Linked DNA regions of Homo sapiens: region 1 is linked to region 2. Evidence: read pairs that join two places in POLR2A ChIA-PET (ENCODE). Cell type or tissue: Panc1. All regions are shown on one strand.

The links. Peaks named below come from ENCODE experiments on the same cell type or tissue, not always from the same donor. Only the 100,000 strongest peaks of a DNase experiment are listed, where the experiment ranks them.
Region 1: POLR2A ChIA-PET joins it to region 2 with 7 read pairs; 3 of 35 experiments call an interaction of 5 or more read pairs at or near these places.

Annotation. Positions count from the first base shown.
Region 1 is chrX:154,736,104-154,741,103 of GRCh38, reverse strand. All of the region lies in intron 1 of GAB3 (GRB2 associated binding protein 3), which reads left to right. Among named protein-coding and RNA genes, the nearest start is that of GAB3, 12 kb to the left of the region's middle. In Panc1, no CTCF peak of the experiment used is centred here; no DNase peak of the experiment used is centred here; H3K27ac peaks cover 3,998 bases.
Region 2 is chrX:154,684,929-154,689,928 of GRCh38, reverse strand. All of the region lies in intron 8 of GAB3 (GRB2 associated binding protein 3), which reads left to right. Among named protein-coding and RNA genes, the nearest start is that of CTAG2, 34 kb to the right of the region's middle. In Panc1, no CTCF peak of the experiment used is centred here; no DNase peak of the experiment used is centred here.

The sequences.
Region 1 (5,000 bases), 51 kb before region 2:
TTTGCTATCGTGAGAATAGCATGGGAAAGACCTGCCTCCATGATTCAGTTATCTCCCACTGGTCCCTCCCACAACATGTGGGAATTATAGTATAGGAGCTACAATTCAAGATGAAGTTTGCATGGAGACACAGCCAAACCATATCTCCGTGGATGCATTCTCTAGTAGGTAGAGGCCAGGGATGCTGCTAAATGTTCTGCAATGCACAGGACGGTCCTCCACCACAATGAATTTGGCCCAAATGGGTCCAAGTGGTGCCAAGAGGGAGAAATTCTGTTCCAGATTGAACAGTGAATTCCTTCAGCTTAAGTGAGAATTCTGTTGATAGATATCTACTTTAATTCTTTCCTGTTATGGTGAAGAGGAAGGCCAGGGACCTGGGTTGGCTATACAGGTAGCTTGTTTTCTGGGTCGTGGGCTACCTCAGCAACTGGAAGTCTCTGTGCTTAGGATCACCACTAAGGGAGGGATCTCCTCCATGAGTCCTATATACCGTGGGAAGGGATTGTCATCCCTCTGTGGAAGTCAGATCACTTGGGCGCCTTGTGACCTCCACTCTCTGATGGGCTCAAGAAAATGAAGATTTTGTGTTTTGTCCAGCTTTTCTCGTCATAGTGGGAAGGATGTTCTTTGCATCTTTTTACATTCCTAGAAGCGGAGAACCCTTATATTTCTTTTCTGAGACAAGTTTCTTGATTTTCTTTTCAGATATATTCCATGCATATACAAGCACATATACTTCCCCATTTTTTGCACAAATGGTAGCACACTATACTCACTATTTTGTAACCTCCTTTCTTAGTAATGTATTTTGGAGATTGGTCCATATCAGTCCATAACAGCTTCATAATATTTCACTATGTGGAGATACTATGATAGAACTTCTCTTGTTTCCAGTCTCATGCTGCTGTAAACAATACTGTGGTAAATATCTTTGTACATTGGTCTTTGTGGTTATGTGCAATTATGCTTGTAAAAAAAACTCTTAGAAGTTGAATTGCTGAGTTGAAGTGCATGTAAACGTATAATGCCAATTTTTACTCTCAGCAACAGAGTATGAAAGTGCTTGTCCTCAAATACAGTGTACTGTTAAATGTTTTTATCTTTGAAAAATCAATAGATGATAAATGGTATCTTGTTTTAATTAAATTTCTTTGTGAGTGAGGTTGAACATCTCTTCAAGTATAAAAGCCATTTATATTTCTGTTTCTAGAAAATTATCTTAAATGTAACCTAAATCTTAAATCCTTCATTGGGTCTGTTTTGGGGCAGTTTTGTTGATCTTCCTGTCAATTCTTCTACTTTTGACTTAGTTTTAAAAATTGCTACCAAATAGGTAATGCAGTCATGTTTCAAAAATTAAAAAATATATTTTAAATGTTTGATGAAAACTTCTTCCACCTCTGTCTTCATCCACCCTATTTACCCTTACCCCCAAATAACCATTTTTTAATTTTTTTCTTTAATCTTTTCAGTATTTCTTTATATGAACACAAGGAAATACATATACAGCTTCTTATTCCTCCTTTTCTTACACAAAAGATACACAATGTTCTGTACATTAGTCTGTTCATTTAAAAATTTATCCTAGAATTGTCTCCATGTCAGTGGCCAGAGTTCATCTTTTTTCTTTTATTGATTTCACTTAATATAATAACCTCCAGTTCCATCCGTGTTGCTGTGAATGACAGGATTTCATTCTTTTTTATGGCTGAATTGTATTCCATTGTGTGTATGTACTACATTTTCTTTTTCCATTCATCCATTAATGGACACTTAGGTTGATTCTGTAGCTTGGCTATTGTGAATAGTGCTGCAATACACATGGATGACGTGAGTATACTTTAAGTATGGTGTAAATATGTAAAAGCAGCTTCTGTTAATGAGTTTCAGGGCATGGTACTGAGAAGCTTTGTTTTTTTAAATCATATATCTTTAATAAAAACTTTAATTTTTGACACTGGGCTCCCACTCCCCACTCCCTCAAAACCTTATCTTTAGTGGGCATGTCATTTCAGGTAACTAGATGATGATTTAATTAGGCAGATAAAAAATACTGTTGTGGGATCTGCCGAAGCAATCTTGAGGTTAAACTGTCAGGAAAGACGATCAGAATCTGTACCTTCATTGTAATGGAGACTGGAAAAGAAAGGATCCATCATTTCTTGCTTCTATAACTGGAGTTGGGAATTCCCCAAATATAGAAAAAGGTGCAGATGCTGGGTGGCCAAAACAACTGACAATGTTACTCCAGATTGCCACTTAGATTCTGGAAGTCAGGTTGATTGGGATGGTATTTGAAGATATCCTTTTTAAAAAAATCTTTCCTAGGCAAGGCGACTTAGTCCAGGGTAATAATGTGAATGCAGCAGAAGGGAAAATATGAGAATATTTTAGAGAAATAATCAATGGGAAATGTTGATTGCTTAATTATAAGGTATGTGAGAGAGGGCGTAATTAAAGATTTTGAACTTGACAGGAGTAGGGACGAGGAGAAGGGTGATTAGCCCAAGATGAATTACAGCAACTCCAATGCTGGCCACATTTTTGCCAGCCATTTGTTATCTGGACACTTCCAATGACAGGAAACCGGTTACATAATATGCTGCCCAAATAATCGTGTGATAGTTCTGACTGCAAGAAATTGGTCCTGGTGTTAACCTCCTTAGAATATACAGAACACCTCTAATTCTTTTTCAATTTGAGAGCCCTGCAAATATCCAATCTAAATGTTGCCAGCTTACTCAGTCATTCCTTAGGATAGAACAGAGTTCTGAGTTCCCTCACTGTCCTGTATATTTCCTCTGAACTGGTACCAGAACTAAATAAACTCCTCCAGGACCATCATTGCTCATCTGGACATCGTGCTTCTGAGAAAGCAGCTGGAGATTCCATTAGCTTTGTTCTGGCAGCCACGCCACACCGTTGACTCACACTGAGCTTCCTGTCAAACGGACTTAGATTTCCTCTGTGTTTCAGCTAAGCTATCTTTTCTCCAGTCTGTTCTTGTGCTATTGCTGTTTTGCTTAAGCCCAGGAACAGGACCTACATTATTACTGTTGAATTTCATCTTTTATTTATTTATTTTTGTAATTGATTCTTTTTTATTTTTTTGAAACAGGATCTCACTCTGTTGCCCAGGCTGGAGTGCAGTGGTGCAATCTCAGCTCATTGCAACCTCCACCTCCCAGGTTCAAGCAGTTCTCCTGCCTCAGCCTCCTGAAAAGCTGGGATTACTGGCGCCTGCCACCATGCCCGGCTAATTTTTGTATTTTTAGTAGAGACGGGGCTTCACCATGTTGCCCAGGCTCGAACTCCTGACCTCAGGTCATCCTCCTGCCTCGGCCTCCCAAAGTGCTGGGATTACACTGCGCCTGGCCTGTAATTGATTTTTTACGCCACATCTTTCTGGACACTGACTATGTCATACAAACACTGTGAGCAAGAGCATGGGAGAAAAGACCCAGTTTGGGGGCAAGCCAGTGAGACTGGTACGTTCAGGCTGGCACATACCGAGTTTGAAGTAACCGTGGGTAAATTTGTCTAGAGCTGAGGGGAGGGACCTGGGCTCCAGATGGAGTTTTGGTGGTTACTGGGGTATAGGAAGTAGTTAAAGTTATCGGGGTGGATGAGATTATCCAAGGAGGGTGTGATGAGTAAGAAGGAAAAGGACCTAGGGCAGAATTTTGGGAGATACCGCAGTTAGAGAGTAAGAGGAAAAGTGTCAGCAAAACTGAGAAGAGATAAGAGGAGAGACCATTAGAGGCGATGGATAACCCTAAATACCTTGCAGTGGTAATGCCAGTCACCCGCCTTTCCTCCCAGGGCTCTGACTGATAGGGCACAGAGAAGGAATGGACAAGGGGCACAAGATAAGGAAGATGGATGCAAAACAGCTGTTTCATCACTGAAAAAGCTGAATTGGAGACAGCTACTTGGGCCTGAAGTCTAAGTGGGGCTTCCGAGTCTTTCTGGTGAAGTGGATTCCCAATATTAATGGTTTAGGAAGAAATGGGTAGCAACGACAGCAAGAAGTGTGGCAGTGGAAGAGAAAGGAGATGAGATGGTAGTTAAAAGTGAAAGACACAAATGGGAGGAAAGTATTTATTCATTTGCAGTGTCAACCAGAAAACCAGTGACCCAGGCTATCAGACCCAGGCCTGATAAAGAAAGAAATACAACCAAGTGATGAGATGGACTCGAAGTCAACAATTTTCCAAAGGGCTAACTACATCTTTAGGGCCTGAAGTGTGTGTTTTAGATGAGTTCTGCCAATAGGTATTTGTGAGATTGAGGATAAAGTGCACAGGTTAGAAGTCTTAATAGGAAAAATCCTTGGACTGGTTCCTCCACAGGCCAAATGCTTTGGGACAAGCTCTCTAAATGGCAGAGAGGTCACTCAGGTCCAACCCTGGCTTATTCTCCCTGCCCCTGCATTTGATGAATACCTTAAACCTTTACCGTGAATCGGATACAAGACTTTAAGATCTTAGCACCAAAATACGTACACACCACAGAAAAGCAGAAAGAAAACTTCAAGTCTAGCATTTTACTCTTTTTAAATTGGAAGATGGCAGTATGTGGATCCACTTGGCTCTAGATGATAACAGTCAGCACTCAAATATGTTGTTATTTTCTGAGAGAATAATATAATGAACTCTTCCTAGGTGGTATTATTGTACTTCCATTAGGAGGAAAATCGTATCTGGTTGTCTCCCTTTTTGTGATTGTAGCAGCCACTGATGCTTAATGCTTAAATTGATTAATTCATTAAGGATTACAAATGGTGAGATTCTATTTCTCATTCGCTCCTAATCAAGTGTTTACTCCACCACTCCATCAAAACTGCTCTTGTCAAGGTTGACTAATGTCCTGCGTCATGGGTTTGTTGTGAGGATGAAGTGAGTTATATGTAATGCACTTCATAAGTAGCCAATAAAGGTGACCAATTCATATTGTATTACTAGCACCGCTAGTACTAGTACCACGGAAAGATATTG
Region 2 (5,000 bases):
ATGAACTTTAAAGTAGTTTTTTCCAATTCTGTGAAGAAAGGCATTGGTAGCTTGATGGGGATGGCATTGAATCTGTAAATTACCTTGGGCAGTATGGCCATTTTCACGATATTGATTCTTCCTACCCATGAGCATGGAATGTTCTTCCATTTGTTTGTATCCTCTTTTATTTCCTTGAGCAGTGGTTTGTAGTTCTCCCTGAAGAGGTCCTTCATATCCCTTGTAAGTTGGATTCCTAGGTATTTTATTCTCTTTGAAGCAGTTGTGAATGGGAGTTCACTCATGATTTGGCTCTCCGTTTGTCTGTTGTTGGTGTATAAGAATGCTTGTGATTTTTGCACATTGATTTTGTATCCTGAGACTTTGCTGAAGTTGCTTATCAGCTTAAGGAGATTTTGGGCTGAGACAATGGGGTTTTCTAGATATACAATCATGTCGTCTGCAAACAGGGACAATTTGACTTCCTCTTTTCCTAATTGAATAGCCTTTATTTCCTTCTCCTGCCTAACTGCCCTGGCAAGAACTTCCAACACTATGTTGAATAGGAGTGGTGAGAGAGGGCATCCCTGTCTTGTACCAGTTTTCAAAGGGAATGCTTCCAGTTTTTGCCCATTCAGTATGATATTGGCTGTGGGTTTGTCATAGATAGCTCTTATTATTTTGAGATCCGTCCCATCAATACCTAATTTATTGAGAGATTTTAGCATGAAGGGCTGTTGAATTTTGTCAAAGGCCTTTTCTGCATCTATTGAGATAATCATGTGGTTTTTGTCTTTGGTTCTGTTTATATGCTGGATTACATTTACTGATTTGCGTATATTGAACCAGCCTTGCATCCCAGGGATGAAGCCCACTTGATCATGGTGGATAAGCTTTTTGATGTGCTGCTGGATTCGTTTTGCCAGTATTTTATTGAGGATTTTTGCATCAATGTTCATCAAGGATATTGGTCTAAAATTCTCTTTTTTTGTTGTGTCTCTGCCCGGCTTTGGTATCAGGATGATGCTGGCCTCATAAAATGAGTTAGGGAGGATTCCCTCTTTTTCTATTAATTGGAATAGTTTCAGAAGGAATGGTACCAGCTCCTCCTTGTACCTCTGGTATTACTAGATTTTTAAATTTTCTACCTTCTGATGGATGTATATTGGTATCTCAGTGTGGCTCTAACATGTACTTTCCTAATGGTAAATTATGTTGGACATATTTTGGTGTGTTTACTTGCCATCCATATATTTTCTTTGGTGGAGTATCTGTTCAATCTTTTTGCCAATTTTTAAATCAGGTTGTTTGTTTTCTTACATTGAGTTTTGAGAGTTCTTTATATATTCTGTGTACAAGTCCTCCAAAGGGGCCAGCCATGGTGGCTCACGCCTGTAGTCCCAGCACTTTGGGAGGCTGAGGTGGGAGGATCATCTGAGGGCAGGAGTTCGAGACCAGCCTGGCCAACATGGTGAAACCCTGTCTCTACTAAAAATACAAAAATTAGCTGGGCTTGGTAGCACGTGCCTGTAGTCCTAGCTACTCGGGAGGCAGAGGCAGGAGAATTGCTTGAACCCGGGAGGCAGAGGTTGCAGTGGGCCAAGATCATGCCACTGCACTCCAGCCTGGGTGACAGAGTAAGACTCTGTCTCAAAAAAAAAAAACAAAAACAAAACAAAAAAAACCCAAGTCCTCCAATGGATATATAGTTTGCAAATATTTTCTCCGTATCTGGAGCTTGTCTTTCCATTCTCTTCTGTCTTTTGCAGAGCAAACATTTAAAAATTTAATTAAGTCCAATTTATTGATTTTGTTTCCTTAATGGATTGTTATGTCTAAGAACTCTGCCTAACCTTAGTTCATTAGAATTTTCTCCTTTATTTCCTTCTAAAAGAATTATGGTTTTACATTTAGGTCTATGATCCATTTTAAGTTTATTTTTGTATGAGATGTGAGGTGAAGTCGAAGCTGACATTTTGCATATGGATGTCCAAATGTTTCAGTACCATTTATGGAAAATATAATCCTTTCTTCATTGAATTTTCTTTGCACCTCTGTAATAAATCAGTTGGACATATTTGTGTAGATTTTCTATTCTGTTCCATTGTCTCTTTGCCTATGCCATACAGTCTTGATTATTGTAGCTTTGGAGTAAATTTTAAAATCAGGAAGTTTATTTTCTCTAACATCATTCTTGTTTTTAAAACTTGTTTTTGTTATTCTACTTCCTTTGCCTTTCCATGTATAATTAGAGTCAGATGTTCTTTATCTACAAAAATATCCTGCTAAGACTTTTTTTTTTTTTTTTTTTTTTTTGAGACAGAGTCTCGCTCTGTCACCCAGGCTGGAGTGCAGTGGCGCCATCTCGGCTCACTGCAAGCTCCGCCCCCCAGGTTCATGCTGTTCTCCTGCCTCAGCTTCCTGAGTAGCTGGGACTACAGGCGCCCGCCACCACACCTGGCTAAATTTTTGTATCTTTTTTAGTAGAGACGGGGTTTCACCGTGTTAGCCAGGATGGTCTTGATCTCCTGACCTTGTGATCCGCCCGCCTCAGCCTCCCAAAGTGCTGGGATTACAGGCGTGAGCCACCACGCCTGGCCTAACACTTTTTTTTTTAGTTGGAATTGCATTAAATCTATACATACATTTGAGAATTGAGTCTTTACTATTCTGAATCTTCCAATTACTGAGCACAGTATATCTTTCCATTTACTCAGATTGGTTTTTGTTTTTTTTGTTTTGTTTTTTTCTTTTTTTTGAGATAGAGTCTTGCTCTGTCACCCAGGTTGGAGTGCAGTGGCACAATCTCGACTCACTGCAACCTCCCCTTCTCGGGTTCAAGTGATTGTCATGTCTTAGCCACCCAAGTAGCTGGGATTACAGGCACACGCCACCAGGCCTGGCTTACTTTTTTGTATTTTTAGTAGAGACAGGGATTCACCATGTTGGCCAGGCTGGTCTCGAACCCCCGACCTCAAGTGATCCGTCTGCCTCAGCCTCCCAAAGTGCTGGGAATACAGGCATGAGCCATCGCGCCTGGCTCATTTATTCAGATTTTCTTTGATTTTTTTCCCCTCATAATTTTGTAATTTTTACATAGATCTTATGTGTGTCCTATTAGATTTATATCTAAGTATTTCATTTTTGGAACTATTATAAATAGTATTTTTTAAATTTCAGCTTCCAATGACCCATTGGTGGTATATAGAAATATGATTGGCTGAGTTCAGTGGCTCGCACCTGTAATCCCAGGACTTTGTGGAGGCTGATGTGGGAGAATGGCTTGAGCCCAAGAGTTCAAGACCAGCCTGGGCAACAAAGTGAGACCCTGTCTCTACAAAAATGTTATTAAAAATTAACCATGCATAGTAGCTGTGCCTATAGTCCCAGCTAATCAGGAGGCTGAGACAGGAAGATCCCTTGAGCCCAAGAGTTTGAGATTGCTGAATTAACTTATTAATTATAGGAGGTTTTTATTTTCCTCAGATTTCTTGGGATTTTTTTTTTTTTTTGGTAGAGACAGGGTCTTACTATGTTGCCCAGGCTGGTCTTGAACTTCTGAGCTCAAGCCATCCTCCCACCTCAGCCTCCTAAAATGCTGGGATTATAGGCATGAGCCACTGTACCAGGCTTTAAGCCAGTCTTGTATTCTCTAGATAAACCCCATTTGGTCATGGTGTATTATTTCCTTGTATATATTGCTGCATTTCATCTGCTAATATTTTGTTGAGGATTTTCATGTCTGTGTTCCTAATGGGTGTTGATCTTTAGGTTTTTGTAGTGTCTTTGTGTGGTTTTGGTATTAAGGTCATGCCGGGCTCCTCAGGAAGTGTTCTCTCCTCTTCTAGTTTCTGGAACAGATCGTGTAGAATTAGTTTTGTTTATTCTTTAAATTTTTGGTATAATTCACCAGTGAAACCCTCTGGGTGAATTCAATTTCTTTAATACAGGATCATTATCTATTTGATCTCGGGTGAATTATGGTTATTTCCTAGGAGTTTTCTAGTTTTACCTTCACATTTGGATTATACCACCTTGAATTAACTTGTGTGTGCTGTGAGATAGGGGTCAAGACTCATTTTTCCCCATATGTTTATCTAATTGGTTGGCACCATTTATGTAAAATGACTATCATTTACTGACAATTCGGCAGTGCCATCTTTGCCATAAATCAAATATCCATATATGTACGGGTTTTTTATGGACTCTTAATTCTATTCTGTTGGTTTCCCTGTCTATCTTTGAACAATACAAACTCCCTTAGTTGCTGTAGCTTTATAAGACTCAATATCAAGGAAAGTAAGTCCTGCTTTGTTTACCTTCCTCTAGGTTTTTTTTGTTTTTTTTCTTTGACTTTTCTACTCCCATAAAAATTTTAGAAACAATTTTTTAATTTCTACCAAAAAAGGAAAAAAATATTGTTCTCAGCAGGAAGGGTGATCAAAATTACTTTATTCAACATTACTGGAGGTGAAACTACATTTATTCTATTTTTAAAATTTGATGGAACACTTTGGTAGGCAAGATAGCATGAAAAACACCTCTTATTATAAATATGATACATTTTTAAGTCTAAAACTCAGCTGACAAGAAGGGAAGGGAAAAGAAATCTCTGGGGCCAAAAATATTGAGAAACAGCAACCCCCCAAATTAATAAGAATTACAAACAATAGAATCAAATATGGAAGTAGGCAGTTTTTGGAAACACTGGATTTTGAATATAAAATAAGTAGTTTTACTATATTTAAAGAAATAAATGAGAAATTGAAAGTTGGATTAAGTAATGAGATACTATTAAAAATGGCCAAGTAGATTGTAAAAGACCATTTACAACTTGTAGAAATAAAAACAAGAATGAAATTAGAAACTCAATGGATGAGATAAACAGACTAAGCACAAAGAGTGATTTAGTGAGCTGGAAGATAATTTATGAATAAGTTACTAATAAATCAGAACGAGGAGTTAAAAACATGGAGAATATGAAAGAAATTTGGGACATGGAAGATAGAATAAGAAGGTCA